Linked DNA regions of Homo sapiens: region 2 is linked to region 1. A link is a loop called in an ENCODE intact Hi-C map of the cell type or tissue named here. Cell type or tissue: OCI-LY7. All regions are shown on one strand.

The links. A loop is a pair of places that touch in the nucleus more often than their neighbours do. Peaks named below come from ENCODE experiments on the same cell type or tissue, not always from the same donor. Only the 100,000 strongest peaks of a DNase experiment are listed, where the experiment ranks them.
Region 2: it touches region 1 in a loop (2.8-fold over the local background); 2 of 110 quality-filtered maps call a loop at or near these places.

The regions. Positions count from the first base shown.
Region 1 is chr18:26,467,847-26,470,346 of GRCh38, forward strand. All of the region lies in intron 3 of KCTD1 (potassium channel tetramerization domain containing 1), which reads right to left. Among named protein-coding and RNA genes, the nearest start is that of LINC01543, 46 kb to the left of the region's middle. RefSeq lists an enhancer at 1,236-1,295. In OCI-LY7, CTCF peaks have their summits at 1,213 and 1,412; DNase peaks (open chromatin) are centred at 1,195 and 2,315; H3K4me3 peaks cover 1,288 bases; H3K27ac peaks cover 1,307 bases.
Region 2 is chr18:26,184,262-26,186,761 of GRCh38, forward strand. The region is part of intron 6 of PSMA8 (proteasome 20S subunit alpha 8); the gene reads left to right. Among named protein-coding and RNA genes, the nearest start is that of TAF4B, 41 kb to the right of the region's middle. In OCI-LY7, CTCF peaks have their summits at 1,216 and 1,417; a DNase peak (open chromatin) is centred at 1,158; H3K27ac peaks cover 198 bases.

The sequences.
Region 1 (2,500 bases):
AAATACCCAATAGACTTTTGAACATATCCAGGGCTAGGTAAGTTGGGAGCTGCCTGCCAGCAAGTTTGTCTATGTCTAGGAATGGTGGACATACAGACAGACCATGAAAGATGTGAGCAACATGGGGGCCACTTACCAAAGATGATGTTAAAGATAAAAGGCTACAGAGAGAGAGAGAGAGAGAAAGAGAGAATTGTGTGGTTCTCCATAAAAAATGGGGCCGAAGCTCTAGACTCTTGGTGTGCTGAGAGTTGCAACCACGTGTGTGTGTGTGCCTATGCATGCGTACACGCTCATGTGCAGGGCATAAAACAACAATGAGCAAATCAGTAAAATTGGAGGGAGGGGAAAATTAAGGGAAGAGGGACAGTCATATCCATAATAAAACACTGCAGAAAAGTTCTGCAATCACTTATGCAGAGAACAGATCTCAACAGCTTTCCATGGAAGCCAGGACAGGAGCAACTGCCACTTAAATGGTGTTCTGAAATATGAAATTATCTCAAAGATGAAATGGGTATCCGGCTCGGACAGCACATTTGCGGAATGAGATTTTAGGGGTGGAGGATCTTGTGACTTCAGGATTGAATGCACTTGTTCACCCAGTATTAAATGGCTAGGGAAAGAAGCAGGTAATCAATAAACATTCTCCCTAACAAACTTAGTGAAAGAGATTCTCTCCTCATGCAAAAAACCATGTCCTGGCCGGGCGCGGTGGCTCACACCTATAATCCCAACACTTTGGGATGCTGAGGTGGGCGGATCATTTGAGGTCAGGAGTTTGAGACCAGCCTGGCCAACATGGTGAAACCCCATCTGTACTAAAAATATAAAAATTAGTGTGCCTGTGGCGTGGTGGCGTGTGGTGGCGTGTGCCTGTAGTCCAGCTACTTGGGAGGCTGAGGAAAGAGAACTGCTTGAACCCGGGAGGCGGAGGTTGCAGTGAGCCGAGATCGTGCCGCTGCACTCCAGCCTGGGCGACAGAGCAAGACTTTGTCTCAAAGAAACCAAAAAACCCCAAAAGCCATGTCCCTCCCAGGTTCAAGAGAAAACTCTGACGAGGAAGAAAGCACCAATAGTACTGTTCAGGACGTGCAGACTGAAAGCTCCTATGTGTACCTGTATTTGTGACTCCTGTAAACTGCACTGCTCCTGCTGATGCAATTCCATCACCAGCCACCAGAGCGGAAGGACCCCTTCAGCTTCTGCTGCCCCTCCCAGGTCCCAGAACACCCTGTACTGTAATTTACAGCCTGTCACCAGAGGTTCTGTGGGAAATGTTTTAAGGCCCTGGGATATGTGAGTTTCATTTGACATGCTTTTGTTTTTTTTTTTTTCCCTCAAGCGTGGGTTACAGCTAAATCCTTAGCCAATTAAAGGGTGTGTTTGGTACTTAGAATTGATAAATAGCAGGTCTTTAAGAGCTCTGGAATCCTCAGGGAGCACGCAAAAGGTGCAGAGAAGCAGCTGTGCTAATCCTAGGCAGGTGGGTGGGTGAGTCCTTAAGCAAACTGGCCACAGTTGAACTCCGTGTGGAAGTTTTTCCCTCCCCAGCACCTAACCTGAATGCTCTTGGAGGAAAAATAATGCCTGCTATGTAGGTTTATGTGCTGAGGTTTAGTTAAACCAAAGTGCGTGCCTAAAATACCTGGCTCAGTTTCTGGAACATACTGCAACTAAAAATGAATGGCTACTATCATTTCTAACTGTAATTCCCAATATATTCTTTTGTGATTCCCTGCAGCCTGCATCCTTTTCAATAATGGGAATTATAAATTAATATTATTCTGATAAGCAGCATACAATGATGATATTATATACACGTTTTGTATTTTCTACTTAGTCCTATATAATTTTGAAAGGAAGTGCATTGCCTATTCATATTTAGATTGTGGCTTCCTGCATCTCTTTTAACCCTTTTCTGCTGTATTTCAGTGAATTAATACTAAGCATTGATTATGTGCCCAACACACAATGTCCTCTGGAAAAACATAAAAATGTCCCTGCCTGGAGAATCGCTTGAACCTGTGAGGCAGAGGTTGCAGTAAGCCAAGATCGTGCCACTGCCCATCTCAAAAAAACAAACAAACAAACAACAAACAAACAAAAAGGCCCTGCCTGCAAGAACCTTATAATGCAGCAAGGAAGTGAAGATATATACACAAAATATCCAGAGTCCAAACATCAGAAAGTAGATCAGCAGGTTTCAGATGAACTGGTGGGAACAAGAGCCTAGTTTGCATGTTAGCCTCACTCCATTCATCTATTTACCCATCCATGCGTTCATTCACTCACGCCACAAATATTTACATGCTTAATATGTGGCAGGTGCTGAGCATGTGGGACAGATGCTGCTGGCTAGCTTCCCCAACAGCTATTTCAACCTCTTTCCCTTGCCTATTTCTCTTACTACAGAGGCTAAAAATAAGCGAAGAAAAAAAAATCCCTTTCTCAGCCACCAAGGAGAGGCTCCGTTCTGGCCAATGAGCCACAAAGGGAA
Region 2 (2,500 bases), 280 kb before region 1:
AGCAGCTGTATCTTTTTACCTTAGATGAAAAATTTAAAAAGAACGTAAAGAATGTTATGTAAAGCTTGTCATTTTCTACAACTATAAACAAAAAATTTACCTTTCACTGTAATCTTAGGCCACCAAAATATGAGGAGAAGTGAGTTTGTCAGTAGTAATACTAAGCACTCTTTCTCCTTCCTCTATTCCTTCTCACCTGGTTTTTGAAGATCTATTAGAAGTTGTTTTTGGCCGGGCGCGGTGGCTCACGCTTGCAATCTCAGCACTTTGGGAGGCTGAGGCGGGTGGATCACCTGAGGTCAGGGGTTCGAGACCAGCCTGACCAACATAGTGAAACCCCATCTCCACTAAAAATATAAAAAATTAGCCGGGCATGGTGGCATGTGCCTGTAATCCCAGCTACTCAGGAGGCTGAGGCAGGAGAATCACTTGAACTCAGGAAGCAAAGGTTGCGATGTGTCGAGATAGCGCCACTGCACTCCAGCATAGGCGATAGAGCAAGACTCTGTCTCAAAAAAAAAAAAAAAAAAAGTTGTTTTTGGCAGCCGGGCACAGTGGCTCATGCATGTAATCCCAGTACTTTGGGAGGCCAAGGCGGGTGGATCACCTGAGGTTAGGAGTTTGAGACCAGCCTAGCCATCATGGTAAAACCCTATCTCTACTAAAAATACAAAAAATTAGCCAGGGGTGGTGGCTGGCGCCTGTAATTTCAGCTATTCAGGGGGCTGAGGCAGGAGAATCGCTTGAACCGGGAGACAGAGGTTACAGTGAGCCAAGATAATGCCATTGCACTCCAGCCTGGGCAACAAGAGCGAAACTCCATCTCAAAAAAAAAAAAAAAAAAAAAGTTGTTTTTGGCAGACATTTGAAAATTGTTTCTACTGAAAATGAAAATTCTCCTTGGAAAAAAATTAGTTCCCATTGACCTGAGGAGAAATTAAGCAGAGGTTAATGTGTTAGAACAAATGCTTTTGTCTATAAGTTAAAACAAAAAAACTCCAACTCATAGTGACTTAAAGAACAAGAAATCGTTTTTTCTCACAGATGAAAGTATAAACCTGCTCCAGACACAGTGTGTTTAACAACACAACGATGTTCTCATGTATCTAGATTTTTCCTGTCCCTCCACTCTGCAACTTTGAATATTGGCTTCATCCTAAAGTTAGTGTGTTCTAGTAAGGTTGATTCCTCTCATGACCACCAGAGGCAATCAGAATGATTTATTTTCCTGTTAACCTTTTATAGGAGAGGGAGAACTTCCCTAACTCTGGAATGTAAGTCCTTCCCTTCAATCTGATTGGAAGACTGAAGACATCCTTAGAACAGTCTCTAGAAGATTCTGTTTGCTGGTTGGCTAATGTTAAGCACTGATATAGAATGGATGTTTGGGGAATCAACCATAATGTATTCTCTAGGAAGTTTTTCAAATGTCTTCAGAGTCTGAAATTGCTTAATTGAAAATTATTTTAAAATAGACTTGCGTCTGGTTTTAAACCAGTTTTGCCAAATTTCAATGTATATAGAAATAGTTTCAATTTTGTTTCTTTACAGAGTTTTAATTTGTGGATCTTGAATAACTTATTTGTTTTCATTTTTAATGGACTCCACATGAAAATATTACAAATCCTATTGCATTCTCAATTTTGATAAATCTTTGTGTGGGATACAGTTCAGTGAAGTGATCAAAAATGGAGCTCTGGATGGGCATGGTGGCTCATGCCTGTAATCCCAGCCCTTTGGGAGACCGAGTGGGTGGATCACGAGGTCAGGAGTTCAAGATCAGCCTGGCCAACATAGTGAAACCCCGTCTCTACTAAAAATACACACACAAAAAAAAATTAGCTGGGTGTGTTGGAGGGCACCTGTAGTCCCAGCTACTTGGGAGGCTGAGGCAGGAGAATCACTTGAACCTGGGAGGCAGAGGTTGCAGTGAGCTGAGATCACGCCACTGCACTCTAGCCTGGGCAACACAGGGAGACTCTGTCTCAAAAAAAAAAAAAAAAAAAAAAAAAAAAACGCAAAGTGAGGCTCTAGAGCTACCCTAGTTCAAATTCCAGCTCTACCATTTCCCAGTGTAAACAAATTACTTCTCTGTTTCTGTTTTCTTATCTGTGGATTAATAGCCTTTCCACATATGGTTATGATGAGTACTGTATTATTAAATTAGAAAAACACATAAGATATAAGAAATTTACTGAGTAGTGTAAACCTTTATTATTTGATGCCTCTACCCCTTATTCTTAAGCTGATTTTAGAGGTGGACTGGTTTTCTAGTTATTCTCTGACCTATCCTTGGCAATTCCAGTTGTATCTAAGTTACTAAGAAGTAAATAGTATTTACTAAATATGAAAAACATAAAATCTCTTAATTTTACATATGTACTTCTTAAATCACTGACTATGTGCTGAAATTTTAACACTTTGACAGGAAATAGCTTGACTTAAGGTATATAAGTAGACTTCTACAACTTCAGTTTCTGGCATTATGCTGGATTAGATA